2 separate regions of the Homo sapiens genome follow, and region 2 is linked to region 1. A link is an interaction called in ENCODE POLR2A ChIA-PET data of the cell type or tissue named here. Cell type or tissue: K562. All regions are shown on one strand. Links, peaks and the distances in the headings refer to the core of each region. The heading gives the core; the rest is flanking DNA. Region 1 has its middle 12 kb from the start of LINC01436. Region 2 overlaps CBR1-AS1 (CBR1 antisense RNA 1).

The links. Peaks named below come from ENCODE experiments on the same cell type or tissue, not always from the same donor. Only the 100,000 strongest peaks of a DNase experiment are listed, where the experiment ranks them.
Region 2: POLR2A ChIA-PET joins it to region 1 with 5 read pairs; 5 of 35 experiments call an interaction of 5 or more read pairs at or near these places.

Annotation. Positions count from the first base shown.
Region 1 is chr21:36,014,099-36,021,381 of GRCh38, reverse strand. It overlaps the pseudogene RPL23AP3. Among named protein-coding and RNA genes, the nearest start is that of LINC01436, 12 kb to the right of the region's middle. In K562, for the core only: no CTCF peak of the experiment used is centred there; no DNase peak of the experiment used is centred there; H3K27me3 peaks cover 1,632 bases.
Region 2 is chr21:36,073,453-36,080,735 of GRCh38, reverse strand. CBR1-AS1 (CBR1 antisense RNA 1) reads left to right here. Exons shown (of 4, transcript NR_040084.1): 3 at 5,769-5,855. Among named protein-coding and RNA genes, the nearest start is that of CBR1, 7.1 kb to the right of the region's middle. RefSeq lists an enhancer at 1,467-1,616. In K562, for the core only: no CTCF peak of the experiment used is centred there; DNase peaks (open chromatin) are centred at 2,745 and 3,675.

The DNA of each region.
Region 1 (7,283 bases), core at 2,866-5,365:
GTTCACAAAGCTGAAAATACTTACTATCAAGCCCTTTACAGAAAAGTTTGCTGGCCTCTGCTAGAGCTGATACAGTACGTGCCCTGTTCGATGGCTCTGTTGGAGAGTGCCTCTCTCCATCACTGGCTTTGAACAAGGCCTACCTGTTTGCCTGGTACTTGGTACCCACAGAGTGATAGCATCAGGCATGCTCCAACCACCAGCAAGTTTGCTCGCCCCCTGGGGTCTGCCGTCCTCCCAGGGGTTTGCTGACGGCCATGAGATGCTGCTTTTTGGCTCTCCTAGAACCTGGAGCAAATCTTCTCTATACTGGGGCAGCATTTCTTTCCCTGCCTCGACCCACAGGTGTTAGTTTCCCAGGGCTGCCGTTACAAAGTTCCACAAGCTCGGTGGCTTAAAACAACAGACATTTATTCTTGCACAGTCCTGGAGGCTGGAAGTCTGAAATCATGGTGTGAGCAGGGCTGTGCTTGCTCTAAAGGCTCTCAGGGAGAATCTGTTCCCTGCCTTTCTCCCAGCTTTTGGTGGCGGCCGGCCATCCGTAGGGCTCCCTGGCTTGCTGCTGCGTCACTCCCATCTCTGCCTATGTGGTCACATCACCTTCTCCCATGTCTCTTTCTGTATCTGTTTCTCCTTTTGTCTTATAAGGTTCATTGCATTCAGGGCTCACACAACTAATGTAGGATAATCTCAACTTGAGATCCTTCTCTTCATGACATCTGCAAAGATATGATTTCCAAGCAAGGCCGCATTCACAGGTACTGGGACTTAGGGATTGGGCATGTCTTTTTTTGGGGGAAGGGGACACCATTCAACCCACTGCAACAGATAATGGATGACATTCAAATCCAAACGGCATAGATGTATATATATAGCTAATAAAATGACACATCCCATGAGTGGACTCCGATTTTGAGAAAATATAAGATTTTTTTGTTTTGTTTTGTTTTTAAAGAAACAGAGTCTTGCTCTGTCACCCAGGCTGGAGTGCAGTGGTGCAGTGATAGCTTACTGCAGCCTTGACCTCCTGGGCTCAACTGATCCTCCCACCTCAGCCTCCTGAGTAGAGCTTGGGGTTACAGGCTCATGCTCCTGCACCCAGCTGATTTTGAGAAAATATCAAAAATCTGGTAGGGAAGTAAGGCAAATAACGCTGCTTTTATTTTCCCCAGGGACATTGATAAACACATTCATCCACATGAGTAAAGCAGCCATGTAAAGGTCTCCAAAAACTAGTCACTGAAAATCATTTAAAATGTATTTTATTTTTTAGTTTTTTTTGGAGACAGTCTCATTCTGTCACCCAGGCTGGAGTGCAGTGGTGCAATCTCAGCTCCTTGCAACCTCCACCTCCTGGATTCAAGAGATTCTTTTGCCTCAGCTTCCTGAGTAGCTGAGATTACAGGCGCTCACCACCACACCTGGCTAATTTTTGTATTTTTAGTAGAGATGGGGTTTTGCCATGTTGGCCAGGCTGGTCTTGAACTCCTCACCTCAAGTGATCCACCCACTTTGGCCTCCCAAAGTGCTGGGATTACAGGTGTGAGCCAATATGGCCGGTCTAAAAATGTGTTTTAAGGACTAGATTATTTTTTTAAAGAGTATTGATTTTTTTCTTTTTCTGTATTCCACAGATAATTAAGCAAACAGGCCAAGGGTAGTGATGGCTCACACCTGTAATCCCAGCACTTTGGGAGGGTGAGGCAGGAGGATCACTTGAGGCCAGGAGTTTGAGACCAGCCTGCTCAACACAGCAAGACCCCGTCTCCACAAAAAAAAAAAAAAAAAAAAAAAAAAAATTAGCTGGGTGTGCTGGCACATAGCTGTAGTCCCAACTATTCTGGAGGCTGAGGCAGGAGGATTGCTTGAGCCCAGGAGGTTGAGGCTACAGTGAGCTAGGATCGCATCACTGCACTCTAGTCTGGGCTACAGAGTGAGAACCTGTCTCAAAAATACAACAAATAAAATAAATAAGATAATTAAGCAAGCGAGTACCACAATAAACACATTTAAATAAACACATTTTTGTTAAAAATCACAGTAAATGGAATTCACACATTTTTGGCTATGTAAGAAGAGTTCCAGTAGAGTAGCCTTGATTCTCGTAAGGGCTGCTAGTGGCTTCCTCTGCTGATGAGGAACACAGGACAAATCCAGGACATCTGATTTTTCTTGTGGTACGTGCATGAAAGCTAATCTGAATGACAATACTGGAAAAAAGCAAAGAAGAGTTCATACAGCCTGATGGCAGGTTTCTCCTCTTTGCTTGGAGAGAGGCAGGGTGGCATATTCGTTCATCAGCAGTGCAGGGGTTACTCACGTGTGTTTAGCCTTGACATCTTTCATGTTAAAAATCTATCTCAGGGCCAGGCACGGTGGCTCACGCCTATAATCTCAGCACTTTGGGAGGCTGAGGGGGGTAGATAGCTTGAGGTCAGGACTTCAAGACCAGCCTGGCCACCATGGTGAAACCCCATCTCTACCAAAAATACAAAATAAAAATTAGCCAGGTGTGGTGGCGGGCATCTATAATCCCAGCTACTCAGAAGGCTGAGGCAGGAGAATCACTTGAACCTGGAAGGCGGAGGTTGCAGACAGCCGAGATCACATCACTCCACTCCAGCCTGGGCAACAGAGCGAGACTATGTCTCAAAAAAAAAAAAAAAAAGAATATATTTCAGAATGAAATGCAAAAGAAAACAACAGAAACTATAAAACCACACCTTGCAAGCAGCAGAACAATTTGTATTTCCCACGGCTGCTCACTGTGGATCAAGGGCTTCTGGGTTGTGAGGGGAAGCATAGGTGGTTCATTCATTCTCACCTAACTTCTTTTTTTTCACTACAGAAAGCACATCGGAAGTGACATTATTTTAGGGATAATGTTTAAGCCATTTTAGGCTTTTGAAGGCATAATTTAATTTTATGTCAGGGAGAAGGCTAAATTTGGATTAATAACAAATTACTTGTGCACATCTCATAGCTGCTTGGGATAATGTTACGGTTGGTCTCAATGTACAAGATTATTTCCCTGTTGGAAAATTAGGGGCTTCCCCAGCCTGAGCACAGCAGTGTTACATAGCAGTAGAAATGGGAGCCACAGCTGAACTTTCTGGAAAAAGAAATCTGAGAGCAGGACAACATCGAGAGGGCCTTTCATGGTCCCACATAGAGCGGGCATCAGGATTCTGCGGTTGTCCGGAGCTGTGCAGGTAGAAATGGTGGTACCCAGGGCCATGCAAGTTTTTCTTGGCCAGACTGATCCTTCGAGGGAAGCTTTTTGGAGTGGTCCATTGAGAAATGGAGAGTGTGCTAGAATTAGACTATGAAGCCCTCATGGAAGCAATCAGCTCCACCAGCATCAAACCTCGGAGTTGTCATGGGGACACATAGAATGGTATCCTCAGACAGGGAGGGGCCCAGGACCTGTCACCAAGCCCAGGAACACCAGCTCTGGGCTCCACTTCCTGAAGCCCTGCTTGGCCTCCCATTCAAAATCACAAGGAATATCAAAACATGCCTCCCCAAATCTTACCACGCAAAATCTCACTCTGAAAGGGGAAGAAGAGAGGAAGTTAAGGACTGAGGAGGAGAAGCGAAGCGTTTCTTTTGTTTTTTTGAGGGTGTTTTTGGTTTGTTTTTTGTTTTTTTGAGATGGAGTCTTGCTCCGTCACCTAGGCTGGAGTGCAGTGGTGGTATCTTGGCTCACTGCAACCTCTGCCTCCCAGGTTCAAGCAATTCTCCTGTCTCAGTCTCCCGAGTAGCTGGGACTACAGGCGTGCACCACCACGCCCAGCTAATTTTTGTATTTTTAGTAGAGATGGGGTTTCACCATGTTGGTCAGGCTGGTCTCGAACTCCTGACCTCAGGTTATCCACCCGCCTCAGCCTCCCAAAGTGCTGGGATTACAGGTGTGAACCACCATGCTCGGTGGAAAAAGAGGGATTTTAGAATCATTTCACTATTTCCACTGAAAACTTGCTCCACTCCTCCACAATCATTCATTTTCATGGGGGTAGAGGATAGCGGTGGGGAGGCTTGGAGTGATGTATATTTGTCTCCATATCGTAATATTTCCTTCCCATTAAAATGTGGTACCTCCAAATTTGTGATATAGCATCGCAATGTAATCTGGCAATGTACAAAAAGAAAAGGAAATAAATGTTGGTCTGAAGTAGGGTAAATATGACATACAATCAGTGATGTCAGCAGCTATCAAAATTGTAAAACATAATCATGGCTCTTGATTCTAGCATAGTGAAGAGCTGGGTTGATGAACTGTGACCCATGGGCCAAATCCAACCTGATGCCTGTTTTTTGTTTTTGTTTTTGTTTTTGAGATGGAGTCTCGTTCTGTCACCCAGGCTGGGTGCAGTGGTGCGATCTTGGCTCACTGCATGCAACCTCCGCCTCCTGGGTTCAAAGTGATTCTCCTGCCTCAGCCTCCTGAGTAGCTGGGACTACAGGTGCGTGCCACCACACCCGCCTAATTTTTGTATTTTTTGTAGAGACAGGGTTTCACCATGTTGGCCAGGCTGGTTTTGAACTCCTGAGCTCAAGTGATCTTCCCACCTCGCCCTCCCAAAGTGCTGGGATTACAGGCACGAGCCACCGTGCCCGGCCCCTGATTCCTGTTTTTATTAATAAAGTTTCATGGAAACACAGCCACACCCTTCATTTACATATTGCCTATAGCTGCTTCGTTCTTACAAAGGCAGAGTTGAGTAGTTGCAACAGAGACTATGTATGGCCTGCAAAGCTGAAAATATTTACTATGAAGAAATAGAAAAACTTTACCAATCTCAATTTAAAAATTAAGATGGGCTTTTCACAAGATGGCACCGAAAGCAAAGAAGGAAGCTCCTGCCCTCCTAAAGCCGAAGCCAAAGCGAAGGCTTTAAAGGCCAAGAAGGCAGTGTTGAAAGGTGTCCACAGCCACAAAAAAAATGATCCACACGTCACCCACCTTCCAGTGGCCCAAGACACTGCGACTCTGGAGGCAGCCCAAATATCCTTGGAAGAGTGCCCCCAGAAGAAACAAGCTTGACCACTATGCTATCATCAAGTTTCCGCTGACCACTGAGTCGGCCATGAAGAAGATAGGAGACAGCAACACACTTGTGTTCATAGTGGATGTTAAAGCCAACAAGCACCAGATCAAACAGGCTGTGAAGAAGCTCTATGATATTGACATGGCCAAGGTCAACACCCTGATTCGGCCTGATGGAGAGAAGAAGGCATATGTTCCACTGGCTCCTGATTATGATGCTTTGGATGTTGCCAACAAAATTGGGATCATCTAAACTGAGTCCAGCTGGCTAATTCTAAATATATGTATATCTTTTCACATAAAAAAATTAAGATGGAAACCAAAGCAAAGATGAACTATGGAGATAGTCTAAGCAGTGATCTTCTACTATAACATTGGATTGCGTTTGTGTCTGCCTTCCCTCTTGCCCCACACCTGCTTTAATTTTTTTTTTTTTCTCTCTCAGATACTTCTGGGTAAAAGTGACAAGCCAACTGGCAAACCTGCAGAAATTAAATTACATGCAGAAGATGGCCTGGGATGGGAGCAGTGGCTCATGCCTGTAATCCCAGCACTTTGGGAGGCTGAGGCTTAAGGACTGCTTGAGGCTAGGAGTTTGAGACTAGCCTGGGCAACATAGCAAGAGCTCGTCTCTACTAAAAATTCGAAAAAAAAATGAGCCAGGTGTGGTGGTGTGCACCTGTAGTCCCAGCTACTTAAGAGGCTGAGGTGGGAGGATTGCTTGAGATTGGGAGATTGAGGCTGCAGTGAGCTACGATCACACCACTGCAGTCCAGCCTGGGTGACAGTGAGACTGTCTCTAACAACAACAACAAAAGGAAGGTGGCTTAAGATTCTTGTCTATTTCTCTCTTCCCAAAGGATCTGTTGGATATCTTCACTGTTGAGTTCACAGCACAAGTAGTTCTATGTTTCTGAAACACGGATTCACTTTAATCAGTTCCTAAAATGTTGCTAAATACTGACTAATGGATGTTTCCAACATTTGTAATGCAATTGAAAAGCCGCTAATCAGAAACACAGCAATCAAGTCATTTATCAAATATGAGAAGTCCCTGTTCACAAGACTGTGAATTCTCATGATTGATTCCATGACTATAAAATAGCATCATGGTTTTTTACATACTCAACTTGCAACGGCATACGCCCCATATTTTGACAATGGGGAAAAAAAGCCCAGTATCTTGTGTCTTCTTTAAATTGATGTTGAATATTCAGAGATTTGAGATTTTCGGGATGCCTGAGTCATATCCAACATTTTACTCAGCAATTTTAAAGAAATAGTGGATTGGAACAAAATATGCAGGATTGACAGCAGTGGACGGAACTTCCACCCAGGCTTGTCAGGGACTCATTTCTCCTGTGTTTCTTTCTGGGTAACTTGACTCAGCTGACACATCTAGGAAGTAAGATTGATTTGCTCACCCTTCAGAAGAGCACTGAGAAAAGAATCTGTTTCTCAATGGCTTTTGCAATAAAAGCTCATCAATTGGGACTCTGGAATAGTTTGGATATAGCAGATCCCTGAGGAGTTCTGTTTTCACAACTCCGACACAGGGTGGATTATCCTGGAGCAGTATGCTATTGAAGGGAGCACGGCTCCCACAGGAGTTTCAATCTCTACTAGAGGTTTTTTTGTTTTGTTTTTTTGTTTTGTTTTTTGAGATGGAGTCTTACTGTGTCGCCCAGGCTGGAGTGCAGTGGCGCGATCTCGGCTCTCTGCAACCTCCACCTCCTGGGTTCAAGCGATTCTCCTGCCTCAGCCTCCTGAGTAGCTGGGATTACAGGCACCCACCACCACGACCAACTAATTTTTGTATTTTTAGTAGAGATGAGGTTTTGCCATGTTGCTGAGGCTGGTCTCAAACTTCTGACCTCAAGTGATCCACCCGCCTCGGCCTCCCAAAGTCCTGGGATTACAGGCGTGAGCCACCACACCCGGCCTGCTGAGAGTATTAAGACCTTCACTGCGTCACTCCAACACACTTTACACTAAGCGTCCATGCCTTTCTTCTCCTCTCTAGGTGTAATCACCAAAGGCTCCCTGCTGTTTTCTGAGCTTGTGTCCTCAGTCTCAGAAGAGGGATTGGAGGGGGAACCCTGTTACACACAGCAGCGTCAACTTAAAATTGCACCTTAGCAGCTCTGTGTGTCAGGGCCTTCCAGCCCTTATGAAACTGACTTCTCATCCATTGCACCAGCCCATAAGCCTGTACTCCTCACGATCTCACCCC
Region 2 (7,283 bases), core at 2,229-4,728, 60 kb before region 1:
TCAGCTTATTGGGTTGGCACATCTCTGTCTGATTTGTGGGCAGTAGCCAATAAGCTTTTGTAGCATAAATCCACTATCAGTCACTGGAGGCCACCCAAAGTTCCATTGTTTGCCAAAATACCCCATGATGTTGTGTAATTGTCCTACAGCTTTGACACAAGTCAATACAAGTCTATTCCAGCACCAGACAGTGAAATGCAGACATCAGCACATAGTTCCATAGTCAAGGAGACTAAGCGTAAGTAGAAACCTTCCTTAAAGCATCTGTGTAAAAGCAGAATCTTTTACTTGTACAGTTAGTCCCATATCAGTTGGTTGCTTACAAGCTCTATTAGTAAGTTTGGTTGAAGTGCTAATTTCTATGAAAGGATACCCAAGTTTCATTTTAACGGAGACAGAAAATTCCCACTTTTTTGCATGACGTTATAAAGAGTACTTGGTTTTTGGCCATCTGGCTTGTTATAGTATTTGCCGTTTATACAACCAACTGATTCACTACAAGGGATCAGTACTAATGGAAACTGGGAAATGCTCAAAGGGATGTTGTATCAGTCCATTCTCTCCCTGCTGTAAAGCAATTTCTGAGACTGGGTAACTTACAAATAAAAGAGGTTTAATTGGCTCACAGTTCCACAGGCTGTTCAGGAAGCATGGCTGGGGAGGCCTCAGGAAATTTACAATCGTGGCGGAAGGCAAAGGGGAAGCAGGTACAACTTACATGGCTAGAGTAGAAGGAAGAAAGAAAGGGAGGAGAGGCCGCACACTTTTAAACAGCCAGATCTCATGAGAACTCTATCACGAGACAACACTGGGGGGATGGCGCTAACCCATTCATGGGAACCCGCCCCCATGATCCAATCAGTCCCACGAGGACCCACCTCCAGCACTGGGAGGATTATTGACATGAGATTTGGGTGGGGACATAGATCCAAAACATATCAAATGTGGACATAATTCCAATGGTTGGTTAAATTATGTTTAAGCCATGGAGTCACGAGGGGTAGTACAAAGGCAGTATTAGGAACAGGGGCCCACATGGGTGACATAGTTAGGAGATAACAAGTAGCTATTTGCAATCCAGAACCTTAAACCAGCAGAGAAAGGGAAAAAAAAAAAACAAAAAAAAACAAAGGTAAATAAGGAACGAAAGTAACTAAAAACAAAGGTATGTAAGGAACAAAAACGTGAAGACACGTACAGCAGTCAGTTGTTCTAGGCATTTGAGATCTCGTTCTAATGTCTCGGGAGGTGAATCAGTTTTCTCAGAAATGTTGACTATTTTCAGTGAGCAGCAAAAACTGTGCAGCCGGAGGGCCCTATGTTAAAGGAGGCTCCAGGGGTAAGGCGACAGAGGGCTTCAGGCACGCGGCTGCTGCTGCCACTGCTGCTCTGAGACAAGGTGGATGAGTCTGCTGCCGGATCAAGAAAAAGGTTGTCATAGCTTTTTGCTTCTAGGCTCCAGAGAACTGGGTAAAAATTGGAAGCCCTTCTGTATGAGTGAGCAGAGAGGTTCATAGTTAGCTAAGGCCAGAGTGGGAAGTTGTTGGAGGGTTAATTTCAGTCACAGGATATCTGCTTATGTTCGGGTTTCTGTTTCACTTTCCTAGGGCTGCCATAACACATGATCCGGGCGGGCGTGGTGGCTCATGCCTGTAATCCCAGCACTCTGGGAGGCCAAGGCAGGTGGATCACTTGAGGTCTGGAGTTTGAGACCAGCCTGGCCAACATGGTGAAACCCCGTCTTTACAAAAATACAAAACTTAGCAGGGTGTGGTGGTATGTGTCCGTAATCCCAGCTGCTCCTGAGCTTGAACCCGGGAGGCAGAGGTTTCAGTGAGCCGAGATCGCATCACTGCACTCCAGCCTGGGCAACAGAGCGAGACTTCGTCTCAAAAAACAAAACAAAATGAAACAGATAACCCCAAACTTGGTGACTTACAACGGAGATTTACTCTCATAGTTCTGGAGGCCAGAATTCTGAAATCAAGCTGTCAGTATAGCTGCATTCCCTCCAAAGTCTCTAGAGAGAAATCTTTCCTTGACTCTTCCAGCTTTTGTGGGCTGCAGGCTTTCCTTGGCTTGGGGCTACGGCCACATCCCTCTAATCAACCTGTCTTCATATGCCTGCCTTGTCTCTCTGTTTTGTAAAAAGACACTTGTCATTGATTTAGGGCCCACCCAGATAATCCAGGATGAGCTCAGCTTGAAATCCTTAATTACATTTGCAAAAATCTTTCTTCCAAAGAAAATATTCATAGATTCTGACACATGGACATATCTTCTTGGCAGCCAGCCTTCAATCTATTACTGTTCCCAAAAATGGGAATTCTGGCATAGATGACTGAAAGTTATAGAATTGTGGTGATTACAGAAAAGTTAGGGACTGACTTTCTGCAATAGCTAGTGTGACCCTAAATCTCCTGTGTTGTCTTTTAGTGTCAGGACTGGGCAGTTCCGAATGGTAAATCCTTGTGAGGGATGGACTTCCTGGGATAGTCCATATCCTAAGAAATGTACCTTGTTCTGCCAAAATTATACTTCACAGGGTATAGACACCTTCTCACCTATATTGGGATTATGGAGATCCGAGTAAGTAGCCCAGCTAATGGAAGGCATGGATTCTGACCCCGTGTCATGAACAACTCCTCTTGTACCTCCTTGTGCCTCCGTGTGTCCCACCAGATGCTGCTTTGTTTGCAGCCAAAGTGCCCAGTCCTGTTTATCTGAGACTAACACCTCGTACACATTATAAGTGGTATTGGGACCTGCGTGTACAGAGACGTCAATTCTCGGAATTGTTGCAGCCTGAAGGTGCCTTATGGCTGCAGGCCGGCATGGTTGCTCTGGGCTGTACAGCAGAGCTAAGTTCTGCATTCCAGTGCTGCAACTCGAGGGGCTGAATGTTCCAGAAAGTTTCCTAATGCCCCCACTCCTGGGTCTACCCTTTCCATGAGCTGTGTATTGGGTCATGCCAAGACACATCCCTCTTTTGATCCTAACAGAGCCAAGCAATGGTTTGCAGGGCTAAGAGGTCGGGCTCTCTGAAAGCAAAACTGGATGGTGATGGGTCAGTAGGGGGCCTGAGACAGGTGACAGTTGAATTAAAACTATTTTGGGAGAATCCCAAAGGGAGGAAAACATGTGCCAAGTAATTTTCTTGGATGTGCACCCATCACCCACTGCAAAATGCAGATGTTTGCTTTATCTTAAGATGCAATGAAATTATTTACACACTAAGTGCTTCTCAGGACATACATCCCCTTTCTTAAGAGAAACTGAAACTTAAGAATTAGAGAAAAAAGATGTCCTGTAATTAGACTTCCAGGCATGGGCAGGCAATCTCTGTGTGGTTCCTAGTATGCCCTCAAATGAGAGAGAATGTTTATGAAGCTCCTACTATGCCGTAAGCCATTTATTAGAATGTTTTATCTAATTGTTACATAACCCGTTTGCTAAAAGTGTCTGCATTTTTGTTTTATCCAAAGTCACAGTTAATATGTAAAATATATGGCATCTCCCCATGAAATGTGTACCCACAAAACAAAGGAATTGTCAAAGGTGTGTCAAGGTATAGACGGGCAATTGGATTCCTTCATTCGTCTTCTTCACTGTAACCCACGTGTTTGATCTGAGTGTGTTTGATTAGCGACTCTGAGATTAGCAGAGAGCCACCATCTCATCATGACTCTGCTTTACTCAAGCAGATCTGGCTGAACTGCCTGTGCCCTGCCACCGAGTCCACTTTCTCTATCAAAGTCAAGTTAATAGCTGGGCACCTGCTGGGTGTGGTTCCCTTTATGCCCCAACCAATCTTTCTTTCTTTCCAAAGAGTATTTGAAACTTCACTTTACAGACATAGAGCTATTCAGGTTTTCCATTTCTTCTTCAGTGAGCTTAGTGTTTTTCTAAATATTAATAAATGTGTACATTTTATGTAAGTTGTTAATTCCAATGATTTGAGGTTGTTAGTAAAATGCTCTTTTTTTTTTTAGACAGTCTTACTCTGTTGCCCAGGCTGGAGTGCAGTGGCATGATCTCGGTTCACTGCAATCTCCACCTGGGTTCAAGCGATTCTCCTGCCTCAGCCTCCAGAGTAGCTGGGATTACAGGTGTCTGCCACAATGTCTGGCTAGTTTTTGTATTTCTAGTAGAGATGGGGTTTCACCCTGTTGGCCCGCTGGGCTTGAACTCCTGACCTCAGGTGATCCACCTGCCTCGGCTTCCCAAAGAGCTGGGATTTTAGGTGTGAGCCACTGTGCCCAACCCCTTATTATCTTCTTATTAATCATAATGATGCTACTTCTCATTCCTGACATTGGTAATCTGTGTCTTTCATTTTTTTTTTCTTTTTCTGATCTCTCTGGCTAGAGGTTTAGCACTTTTTGTTTTTCCTCAAGGAACCGGCTTTTGGCTTCATTGATTTTTTTTTTTACCTTTATTGCTCTCTTCTGATTATACTAATTTTTGTTCTGATCTTTATTTCCTTTCATCTGCTCATTTGGGGTTTCATTTGCTCTTATTCTAGTTTCTTACCATGGAAGCTGAGGTCATTGTTTGAGACAGTTCTTTTCTAGTGTAGGCATTACGTAGTATACATTTCCCTCGAAGTACCGCTTTAGTGCCATCCCACAAACATTGATATGTTGTTTTCAGTTTCATTCAGTTCAAAATACTTTTGAATTTAACTTTCAATATCTTTAAAAAATTTTGTTGTTGTTGTTTTCTTAACTTTTGATATCTTTTCGACTAAGGGTGTTTGAAAGTGTATTTTGTTGGTTTCCAACTATTTGGGGATTTTCTAGCCATCTTACTATTGATTTCTAACTTAATTCCAGTGTGGTCGGAGAATATACTTTGTGTGACTCAACTCCTTAGTTTTAAAAGCTGGGAGAGATATTAAAGCATGTTTTTATGCAATGGTAATCTGAGAGGTGAATTTGGTGAAGGAAAGAAAGGGAATAATTACAAGAACAAAATGTTTGGGAGGGCAATAATGGACGAACCAGGACTCTGGTGGGGGTGCTGCCTGGGAAGCAGTGTGCCTCTTCTTGTAACGGAAAGGGGGGCAGGGTGTGCTGTCTGGTTGCAGGTATGTTGAACGACTCTCCTCAGGGGCATCTATTTCTTTTTTAGGGAACAGATTTGAGGACATCCTCCAGCACGATCAGTCTGGGAGATATGCGGAAAGAATAATCATCTTACAGAGTAGGAGAGTGAATTTACTAGGGGAAAAGACAACACTGGCTAGGAGAATTGCTTGTCTGTTTGGGATTGGGGTGGGAACATAAAAGAGTACAGTCAGCCTCTTGTTTCCTTTCTCCCTAGCAACATCATCTGTTAAGAGCTGCTAGAGCAGGCTGGCATGGTTATTAAGCATGGGGATGGGTGTTTTGCCAGACTCACACAACAGAGTGAAGGGTGCTTGCAAGGCAAGACTCGTAGCATTGAACTATGGCCCTGTTCATTCTTTGAGATATTTTGCATCTCTTTCTTAATTGTAGGTAACAGAGGTGCAAGTGCTGTCCTGTCTAGTGGTGACTGAATTGACGTCCTCCTCCCTGTAAAAACACCAGTTTTGTCGTCATTTGCAATTCAGCTCAACATTTGTTGATTCCATATAATCTGTTAGCTTTTCCTTTTAGCTTTTCCTTTGAACCAGTTATAACATTTCCCTGGTTCCCTTATGAGTAAAATACATTTTTTTGACTATTATTTTTACATCTGTATGACAGTCATGATTTTACCTTTTTCTGAAAATTGTATTTTAGCACCATGTACCTATCACCTGGTATAAGAAAGAAATCCTTAGCAATAAAGACGGAACCACGTATGTCCTCCTCCCCTCACCCTCAGAGGTAAGCAGGTACTTGAATTTGGAACAATGCTTTCTCTAAATCTCTTAAAGAAGTTAGGTGTTATTTTTAAGGTATTAAGGGAAAAATATCTTTGCAATACAGGTACAAATTTCTAAACTAGCACTTGAGAATACCAGTTTTGCTGCAGACGTGATTGTTTTCTGGTGTCTGTGTACAAAAACTAGGAAGAAATGAACAGCCCTACTGAAAGGTGAAACTTGTCAAAGTAAACCTCACTTTTAACCTAAGGGACTAGGCTGGGTGCAGTGGCTCATGTCTGTAATCCCAGTACTTTGGGAGGCCGAGGCGGGTGGATCACTTGAGGCCAGAAGTTCGAGATCAGCTTGGCCAACATGGCGAAACCCTGTCTCTACTAAAAATACAAAAGTTAGCCATGCATGGTGGCGGGCGCCTGTAATCCCAGCTACTCAGGAGGCTGAGGCAGGAGAATCACTTGAACCCAGGAGGCAGAGGTTGCACTGAACCAAGATTGAGACTCTGTCTCAATAAACAAACAAACAAACAAACAAATAAATAAATAAATAAATAAAATAAGGGACTCTTCCGAAGCAGTTTGGAGAATTAAAAAATAAATAGATAAAAATAAAATAAGGGGCCTCTCCTTCTTTTCACGGGTGATCGCTTTTTGTTTCTGTAAGCCTTAATTCTCACTGGTGAAGTGTGAGAGATCACAACACTGTGATTCTGTGGAAGAAACAGAATGGCCTGGGCATTTACTGGGTGTTAGACAGTAAACACACACTTCTCATTACCAGCAGGGACAGCGTCAGGCCCATTTACAGGAACTAATGACAGCAGGGGCTGTTCTCAACACTATTTTTTTTTTTTTTTTTGAGATGAAGTCTCACTCTGTCGCCCAGGCTGGAGTGCAGTAGTGCAATCTTGGCTCACTGCAACCTCCACCCCCTGGGTTCAAGCGATTCTCCTGCCTCAGCCTCCTGAGTAGCTGGGATTACAGGCGCCCACCATCACACCCAGCTAATTTGTTCTCAACACTTTATCTCAATACATATAATCCTATGACTGTCATCCCAATTTGACAGTTGAGGAAACAGAGACAAAGCCAGATACAGTATTCTGCCTGAGGTCAGGAATTCAGTGGGCAGAGCCAGAAGTTTCCACTGCCAACCCCCAGGTTTTGAAAGCTTTCAACAAACAGAAAAGTTGTTTTTTTTTTGCCTTACCTGTTCATCAGTCTTTGTATACTTTGCTGAAACACATGTTGTACACCTGGGGCATATGTTGTACACCTCATGACACTTCATCCCTACATAAATAACACATTCCTATGGAGATCTGATAGGTCCCTCATCAGCTCGGTGTTTCACACAAGTGCACACTCACGTTTCACACATAGCAACTGGTTGTTTTTCCCCAATGACTTTGGCTTTTTTAAAGAGACCAGGT